Linked DNA regions of Mus musculus: region 2 is linked to region 1. The links are chromatin contacts, found by Hi-C or POLR2A ChIA-PET in ENCODE. All regions are on one chromosome and are shown on one strand. The core of a region is the stretch at or near the end of the contact, and the rest is flanking DNA. Distances in the headings are between cores, read along the strand shown.

What was found. A loop is a pair of places that touch in the nucleus more often than their neighbours do. ChIA-PET counts read pairs that join two places held with the same protein, here RNA polymerase II (POLR2A).
Region 2: a loop to region 1 is called in a map of regulatory T cell, with 2.1 times the contacts of the local background. The contact joins the enhancer-like site here to the promoter of Hoxb4 in region 1. A Hi-C loop is called at or near these places in 1 of 37 maps with a recorded cell type or tissue (regulatory T cell). POLR2A ChIA-PET finds 5 or more read pairs at or near these places in 1 of 5 experiments (Patski).

The regions. Positions count from the first base shown.
Region 1 is chr11:96,315,842-96,320,593 of GRCm38, forward strand. It overlaps Hoxb4 (homeobox B4), which reads left to right and starts at 2,426. Exons shown (of 2, transcript NM_010459.7): 1 at 2,426-3,382; 2 at 4,189-4,752. The coding sequence starts at 2,929. The coding sequence ends at 4,487. It overlaps Mir10a (microRNA 10a), which reads left to right and starts at 1,324; the gene lies at 1,324-1,433. It also overlaps a transcript of Hoxb3 not described here.
Region 2 is chr11:96,765,011-96,769,762 of GRCm38, forward strand. Snx11 (sorting nexin 11) reads right to left here. Exons shown (of 8, transcript NM_001163389.1): 8 at 2,539-4,312. The coding sequence ends at 4,036. Among named protein-coding and RNA genes, the nearest start is that of Snx11, 10 kb to the right of the region's middle. Within about 2 kb of position 2,220, at least 2 of the 3 ENCODE cell types and tissues checked have a DNase peak (open chromatin) inside an H3K27ac peak, as active enhancers do.

The DNA of each region.
Region 1 (4,752 bases), core at 1,176-3,675:
AACATTGCCATGCCTAGATCTATGAGGTTTAACAATAACAGCAGCAGCAGCAACAACAACAACAACAACAACAACAAAGACTGAGGTCTCTGGACCCAGTTGCCTGCAGGTGGGAGCTCTCCTGCCCATTTGCAAGGGTTCCTGGTGTGTGCATGCGTGGGTTTGGCTTGTTTGTGTATGTTCATGAAATTGACTGTGTTGTAATTTACTCAGTAAGGGCAGAAGTATCCCCCAAGCCTAGGGTGTTATAGCGGTGGTGATAGTGAGAAAGACTCTGCTGGACACACTTGCCCTCACCTGGTCACAGCTCTCCCAGTTTAAACTCCAGATCCTCAATTTCTCATTTTTTCAGTTTAGAAAAGTCAAATGTTAGTGGGAGCTTCAGGAAGTTCACCCAAAAACTCCAGAATCCCATTTTGGCCACACAGCCAGCAACCCAAGCAGGTGGATGGGCCCAGTTAGTGAGCCTCTAGACAGAGGATCCTTGCCTGGGGATAAGGTGTGGGTAGGGGGGGTCCTCCTCACACCTCTAGGGGGGTGTCCCCTTATTCCAGCCTCCAGGAGGTATGGGGGGGATATGTGAGGTTGGGAGGGGCCTGCACATCATCTGGCTGCAACTTTTATGGTTCCTCATTGCCCTTCATTCGGAAATGAACTGCCTTTGATCTTCTTCTCAGGTTGTAAACGGAATTGCCCGTCATTAAATATGGGGGGGGGGGCCATCTGTTTGGTCTCCCAGCATTTTTCCTCACAGCTGTTTTTCTCTCTCTTTTTAGCATTCACTTTTTCCAAAAGGACTTTTATTACACCCCCTTCACACCCAGACACCTCTCCCTCCTCCCTTTGCTTTGGAAAATATCTATATATGTGTTTGATCACAAACTAAAGGCTGTGGGGGCAAGGGAGGAACCTATTTGGGGTTTTGTATTTTTTCTTAAAAAAAAAAAAGTCATGGGGGGAGGGGAGGGGCCGAGGGCACCCAGAAAGGCCTGATTCTGACTTCGAGGCAGCCTCGGGATGACCCTTCCTTCTTTTGTGCTTAGCTAATGTTTACATCTAATAATTCATGCGCCACCGAAAGTCGCGCGGCAGCCACGAGGTTCGAGTCCCTTTGCACAACAGCTGCCTTTTTAAAAAATCTTATTTTATTTTTTGAATAGAAAGTTGAAACCCCTTGTAATCCCAAGAACGGACCCACAGTGACTTTTCTGCTCCCAGATCTCAAAATTAAAACAAAACGAAATAAAAATGAAAACATTCAGATCACACCCAAAAGAAGAACGCACGGAAAGTAAGAGAACTGGAAATTTCCTGGGCCAAGAAGACCTGTCTGTCTTCTGTATATACCCTGTAGATCCGAATTTGTGTAAGGAATTTTGTGGTCACAAATTCGTATCTAGGGGAATATGTAGTTGACATAAACACTCCGCTCATATTCTTTCCCAGAAGAAAAATAGATTATTTTCTAAATGAGGACAATCCAGTGACTGCCTTCAAGAAGACTCCTTTTCTTTTCCTCCCTCAACCAATGAGGGAGAAATCTCATCTACCTGAGGTGTCCCCATGCACACCCCTGGAAGCTTGGGTCCTTGTTCACTCAAGAGATTAATGTTACTGGTGTTTTAAAATTTATCTTTAAGCCCCAACCTACCTATTCTTATTCTGGGTCCAGGGGGCTTTATTGGAAATCATGAGGAGGAAAAAAAGATTGCTGAAGGCTGCAGTGTGCAAAGGCAAAGGAAATTTGCTTTTTAAAAGGATGCGAAGATTGCTGTTTCGTTGAATTCAAGACAAGATGCCCTGAAAACATAAGGTTGCCATGGGTGTTCTTGTGCGTGTGATGTTGGTGGGGGCGTCACAGCTAGGGCTCCTTTACTTAGTATTCAAGGTTGTGAAATTTCTTTCTGCCACACTGACAGAGGCGGCGGCTTTAGCGGCAATTAGAACTCTTGGTTAGCATTGCTTCGACGAATCTGGAATTAGCAAATTACTATTCAATTGGTTTTAGGAACTTGCGGGTTTGGTTTGGTTTCATTGTATCTTCTGTCTTTAGTGGAGGGAGTCCAGCCGTTCCTCTGACCTTGGGCCTTGTGGGTTAAAGGGAGGGAGTGTTGAGGAGGACAGACTGACGGACACAGCCGATGCTCATAGTGCAGCTAAATGCGATTTGGAAGGCGAAGTCTCCCCGAATTAGTGCGTGAATTTCCTATCGATCTGCTCGCGGTTCCATTCATCTCTGACAAGTCCCTCTGCGCACCCGCCTTCTAGCTCCCGACGCCTCCTCACTCACCTCCTACCCCTCCCCATCTGGCTGCACTGAGAAGCCCCAAGCTCAGCGCCCCTATGACCTAGTGGGTACCCATTTCAAGAAGGCGCTCCCTGGTCGGCCAACCACTTAAAACCCCACACAGACACCTAGTGCGTGAGCTCCCTCTTATCCTGGGGAGGAGATGGGGCCCTATGGGAGTCAGAGAAAGGTTGGTGGAGATTAGGTAGGGCAGGGGTGGGGGCTACACCCGCAGCCCCAACTTCTGAGGGATGCAGGGTTTGTGCTCTGCCCAGCCCCCTCACCCCCAAACAGGCCCTCCAATTAACCTGCTCACTCTTTCTTAGTTCATCACCCCTCTCTGTTGTGGAGAAAGCCAGGCGAGGAGGGGGTCTCCCCGCGGGAGCCCTATGTAAATCCTGGTGTTGGGTGGGTGGGGAGGGGTAGAGAAGGGGAAATAAACCTCTTTGGCTGGAGTAGGGTCCGGGTGAGCAGATTTCCTTATCCGGGAATCGCAGGCCGGGTGGCCATTGGCTCGGAGGATCACGTGGGCCTCTAACTTTGTTCACTTGACAGTAAGTAGGAGGGCTTTCGGAAACAGGAAAACGAGTCAGGGGTCGGAATAAATTTTAGTATATTTTGTGGGCAATTCCCAGAAATTAATGGCTATGAGTTCCTTTTTGATCAACTCAAACTATGTCGACCCCAAGTTCCCTCCGTGCGAGGAGTATTCACAGAGCGATTACCTACCCAGCGACCACTCGCCCGGGTACTACGCCGGCGGCCAGAGGCGAGAGAGCGGCTTCCAGCCGGAGGCGGCCTTTGGGCGCCGGGCGCCGTGCACTGTGCAGCGCTACGCGGCCTGCCGAGACCCCGGGCCCCCGCCACCTCCGCCGCCCCCGCCGCCCCCGCCACCGCCCGGGCTGTCCCCTCGGGCTCCAGTGCAGCCAACAGCCGGGGCCCTCCTCCCGGAGCCCGGGCAGCGCAGCGAGGCGGTCAGCAGCAGCCCCCCGCCGCCTCCCTGCGCCCAGAACCCCCTGCATCCCAGCCCGTCCCACTCCGCGTGCAAAGAGCCCGTCGTCTACCCCTGGATGCGCAAAGTTCACGTGAGCACGGGTGAGTGCGTGGGCACCCCTTCCCCTCCCACCCCCGGCGCTTTACAGTGAAGGGACCTCCGAGGCATGTGGGGGAGGGAGCGAGGGGAAGCCAATTGTCCCCGCTATAAACTCGCCATTGCCAGAGATTTACGGTCTCCTGTTTTCAGAGCCACATAATTACATCGCCCATAAATTTTTATGGCCTAGTGGGCCCTGCGCCTTTGAAGTCATCCTCTTCTTCATTCTCCCAGCGACTTTTTCGCCAGGGATTCGCAGTCCCAGTAAAGTTGGAAGTTGGGGAGGGGTGTGGGAGGAGGGGAGGAGAAGGAAGAGGAGGAGGTAATCCCTATTTAAGCACAGAGTTGAATCAACTTCCTGGATTTCTTTTTTTTTTTTTTTTCCCCTTTCTTCCAATCTGGTACCTTGGCTGGAGAAGTAGGCAAAAGTTTTTACTAAGGGGAAGGCGCTGCTTGGAATCTGAGCAGTGAGGGTGGGAACTAAGCCGGGGAAAGGTCTAGGGCAACACCCCCTCCCACTACCCCACGCCATTGGGGTCCTCAAGCCAAAGAGTGAGATGAAAATCTTTCCAAGATTCCTCACAGTGCCCCTCCCCCAGGCAACAAGGACAACAGTACAGCCCTCCAAAAGTTTGAGTTTTTTTTTTTTTTTTCTTTCACGGGTCTTCCTTTTTCGACCCCCTCCCTCCAAGATGAGGTAGTGGGAGCAGGAGGCTCGGTGTTAGCTGGAAGGAAGAAAGGGTTTCCCTCCTCCCTTTCGGGGGCAATAAAACTTTCTCTTTCTCCCTCTCTCTCTGTGTGTGTCCAGTAAACCCCAATTACGCCGGCGGGGAGCCCAAGCGCTCTCGGACCGCCTACACTCGCCAGCAGGTCCTGGAGTTGGAGAAGGAGTTTCACTACAATCGCTACCTGACGCGCCGCCGGAGGGTGGAGATCGCCCACGCGCTCTGCCTGTCCGAGCGCCAGATCAAGATCTGGTTCCAGAATCGGCGCATGAAGTGGAAAAAAGACCACAAGTTGCCCAACACCAAGATCCGCTCGGGTGGCACCGCGGGCGCAGCCGGAGGCCCCCCTGGCCGGCCCAACGGAGGCCCCCCTGCGCTCTAGTGCCCCCCAAGCAGGAGTTCGAACATGGGGGGGTGGGGGGAACAGCGAGCACCGAAGGGGGTGCGGGGTATGGGAGGGTCCCCGGGCTTGAGCCCAGAAAAAATCTATCTACCCTACCCTCACTTTATCTATAAGGAATAAACACAGAGAAGGGGGGTAGGGAAGCCTTATTTATAGAAAGGACAATAAGGGAGCCGGGTAAAGTCCTTCGGAGACAAGATTCGAGTCTCTTGCTTTCTTCCTTTAAAAAAAAAAAAGAAAGAAA
Region 2 (4,752 bases), core at 970-3,469, 450 kb after region 1:
TGCCTGAGGGCCTCAGGTCAGGCTGGCTGGTGGGCCAGGATTCTCTTACTAACATAGCCTCTAAGGGAAGAAACTCAAGCTTATTGTATTTAATGAGAGGAACCGATGTGCTGGCCCCTTTGGATTGACAGAATGAGAGAAAAGGGGGTTAAGTTAGCTAAAGGGCAGAAATGACTTGAACTTCTAGTTGGTGGTTTCCCATAATCCGAAGATCATGGAAGCTCTCTGGAGGAAAACCCCTTACCAACTTTCCAGTCACTTACCACCATGCAGTCCACCCCTGAATGCTCACTCCCTACTGTGAAGTGCTGGCATCCTAGTACCACTCACTAGACTAGGGTTTCTCTCCTTTGCTTAGGGAAGTAGAACCATCTGCCCTGAATCGGAAGGAAGCAACCTTAGTTCTCGGACTCTTGCTGGCCTTTCAAGTGGAGGCTACCTGTGGATGGAGGAACAATTGGTGGTCTGGAGAGATTTGAGGTCGCCAGCTTCCCCCTCAACATCTAGTTACAGGCTGGGCTGTCCCTCTCTCCAGACATGGATCTCTCCCATGTCAGGACTGCAGGATGGGCCAAGGCACACTTGGTCTGTGCAGCCGTTTCCAAAACATTTCCTTTAGAGAAGAGCTTGCTGGGGGGGTGGGGGTGGGGGTGGGGTGCTTTCAAACCTTTCAGGAAGTATGGTGGTAAAGCAACTAGGAAGCAGGGTATTTATCTACAGTCCAAAGATTTCTGTGAGCCAGGCTCTACAGAAATGACTTCCTTCTGGCAGAGGCTGCCTGCCCTCTGCCCACACTGGAAGAAGGAAGTGGCTCTGACTTCCCGCAGACTGTTCCTCTTGCGTCCACAAAGATCAGGTGCTCCAATTCCCTCGGTGCTGCTGAGTCAGGCCAGGGGTTCCTCGGATCCCGTTTCTGTATTTGACACACCCTTGCATTTCGTGACCTGTTTGGAGTCCCCCTAAGTCGTTAAGAATTCTAAGCAAGAGTTGTGGTATACAAACAAACTCACAAACACTGAGCTAATTTAATCTCCTCCGGTAGGAGATGGAGCCTCTGAGCAAAGCTACCGGAGTCACCTAGGACTCAGTAGTAGGGACCTAAGGCCTTAGCAGCCAGCAAACCAGGGACGGTGCGAGGTTGGTTTACTGCTGTTCACTTTCTTACTATATAGCCCAGGATGTCCTGGAAGACCCTCTGTAGCCCAGGCTAGCCTGAAACACCCTCTGTAGCCCAGGCTAGCTTTAAACTCACAACAATCCTCTTGCCTCAACCGCTCCAGTGCTGGAATTATAGGTGTGTACCACCACACCTTAGTACTACAGACCTCAGAAAGTACCTCCTACAAAGATCAGACATACTGGGTATAGGAATGACACAGACACCCTCCAGGTCCTGGTCAAGCCATTTGAAAACTGCCTTTTACAAGCCTTACTCAAGCCAGCTTCCTCAGGGAGAAATGGAGTATGACGCTCGCCTACCCTGCTGACTCTTATCAAATCAAACAACTTCTATCAAACTATTCTGACACCAGAACTTTCCTTCCTTCATCCCCCCCACCCCCCGCCCGCCATCTGAAATAATGTTCCTCTCAGTCCTCACCAGTCCACTACTGACCACAGTGCAGACGAGGGAGCTGAGTAGGTTTGGGTCGCAGACGTAGCTGTGACTAAAGCAGGCCCCAAACTTGCCTCAGAGCTCAGATCAAAATAAAGAATACTTTGATTCCTCCACACAACTCAGTGGGCCGCTCCCCACGGCTAGTGACTCATCTCTCACACAGAAGCTATCCAGCTGGAGTGGCTGGACTTGGGCACACACTGGGCAGAGAAAAATACGAAAGGACTCCAGCACTGCCTGGATGAAAAGGAATTTTCAACGATGCTTGCTGTTTTTCTGGTACGTGGGCCCATGCTATTAGGAACGCTCTCTCCCTCGGACATCTTCTGCAGCCAACACCTAACTCAGCACAAGACTGAGATGAGAAGGCGCCTGGCCTCACATTAACTGAGGTGCTCTTGTGTGCACTGCTGCTAATGGATCATTAAAAAAGCTGGGAGTCTGAGAAAGCACAGCCATGTCTGAAGAGTGCCTGCTGTCCCAGCAGCCCAGCAGAGCTGGCTGCCGAGCGAGCACCAACTCCAGCAAGAGGGGAGAACAGAAGAAGGCCAACCCAGCTTGCTGGTTTTTGGCTGAGTAGGGAATTGACACAGACCACCTCCGGCTCCTGTCTGGAAGTTTTGAGATCAGAGAGCTTCAGGCACAGCTGGGTTCACAGCTGCACCATTTGGAGCATTGGACTCATTAATATTCATGAGCCATCCCCACCAATCGGCAGAGTGGATGCCATTAGCCTAGCATCTGTCGGGTTTTGTGAGGGTTGTGTATGGAGGTTTTTCCCCCCTTTTAAATGAACTTCTTCTGACATTTTGGATTTGCCTCTGTAGGTTTTCTCTCCTCGCTTCGCTCTGATGCATCATATAAAGGAAAGACCCAGGGGAGGCGGGCAGGAAGGAGGGATGAACAGCAGCCAGGGCTTTGCATCTGCCTGTTAACAAACTTTATTTCTCTTTTAGCACCTGGCACCTCAGACAGGCTTCGAAGACGGAAGCAGCATCAGGTAAATTATACCTAACAAGGTTCATGCCCAGCTCTGTGAGAAGAGCCACATCCTAGCTCTCTGGAAAACCGTCCCTCCTGCGGTGGTGAACTTGAGTCTCACACACAATGCAAGAGAGCTCCAGCGCACAGTTCTATGGCGTTATTTCCACGCTGATAAATTCATGATTTATGAAAGTAACTCCTGCCAGCTCTCACTCCCTCCTACCCTGCTACAGCTTGTTAGACACAAATTGCAACAACAGTCTTAAATACTTGCAGTTTATTTCAGGCCAAAGCCCCTCAACTCTCAACTAAATGCCACTGACAATCCCGCAATGCAGGCCAGGAGTCCCTCGGCTGGGGTGGACCCACAGCCGGGGTGGATGGCCAGGAGAGAAACACACACAAACCTAAGAGCAGCGCGGCAGCACCAAGGTGGGCCCGGCACCCAGCCTGCCCAGCCCCCCAGGCAGCCGCCCCTGCTGTCTGCAGATTTCAGTAGCAGGAGGCAGGAGCCGCCTCACCGTCTGAAGGAGAGCTTATGGCTCCTATCTCCATCTCCAGAGCCCTCACTTCCAGGCTGAAACAAAGCCTGTGTGCCCCACTGACTGAACTTGCGGCTTCCCAGGAAAGCAGCAGTAGGCCCTGGCAGCCAGAGCCCTGGGGGCAAGGAGTTGTTATTACGAGAGGAAAGGCATCTACAAAGAAGGGAGCCCACCTCAACCCCGCAGAAACACGATGGGCAGCCCGAGCCGCCTCTGCCAGAGCAACGCCTCTGACCTGTTCCTTTCCCTCTGCCTGTGGCCGGCCCCTTTGCCAGGAAGCTTTAAGTGCCTGCAAGCTCTCAGGCCCCACTCAGCCTGGCAAGGTCTTGGAAGAGGCTGGAAACCTCAACAAATAGTCACATCGTGGCCATTTACTGAAAGGCAAGGAGGTGAGGAATACGTCTTCACCACTCTGTCCACACAAGGAGGCAGGCAAGAGGTCAGCCTCCCACAACCAAAATGTTGGCTCCAGGGGCTGCAGCAAAACCTGAAGCCTGCCAAGAAGGAAGGAGAACGATAGGAACTTTCTGTTGGGACAATGTTCAGTAAGGCAGCTAAAACTCTGCCAAGAAGGGTTCCCCAAACCATTCACCTGTGACAGCCCTCTTTAAACAAACACCTGAAGAAACCCACCTCCTGGGAAAGTAAATATTTAAAACCAGCAGCTTCTGGGCCCTGTGCTGAACTCACAAACACAGTGTGGCGTTTACTCCCACAGAGGAGATACAGCGGACAGCCACAATCGCTGCATAACAAACCTGAGCAGATTTGAGTGGAAGATGTTCAACGGCCTGACCTGCCCTACACCTGCCTTGTCCCCAATCCCTCCTGTATGTGACCTTGGGCTGCATCTTCTCCACCACACAGGAGAACAGAGAGATCAGCCACTGCTCACTTGTCCCACGCTGTGTCTAGCTGAGTGGGCTCCATCGGCCCAGCCTGGTCCGCTGCCACGGCCCTTCTCGCAGGCTGGGACACAGAGAGTCCCTCCTCCGGTCTTGCAGGATCCCAGCAGGCAGGCAAGGAGGAGCTGGGCAGCAGCGTGGGGCTTTCTGAGGATGGGCCCTCAGAGTCCATCACTGGAGCCCACGTCTCTAACTGCTCCTTCTCCTCACTGAGAGGCGGCGAAGGGGAGCTCCTGCGCCCTGATCTTGGAAGAAAGCAGCAACTGGGAAGGAGAGAGAGAGAGGAAAGACGGGCATGATAGATAGATGAACAGATCCCATGCCCATTCATGGAAGTATTCAGCCATAGAAACGGATGAACTACGGAGACACGCTGGGGCCGACAGAGTGGCTCAGTGGGTGGAAGGCCCCCCGCTGCCAAGCCTGATGACTGACTTCAATCCCAGGACCCATGGCAGGAGAGGAGAGGTGACCAACAAGCTGTCCTCTGATCTCTACATATATGCCATGACCACACATGTGCAAACATACACACTCCATCAAAACAAATTAAAATGTGATTTTAAAAAATATTTAGCTGGGCGTGATGGCGCATGTAATCCTAGCACTCGGGAGGCAGAGGCAGGCGGATTTCTGAGTTCGAGGCCAGCCTGGTCTACAGAGTGAGTTCCAGGACAGCCAGAGCTATAAAGAGAAACCCTGT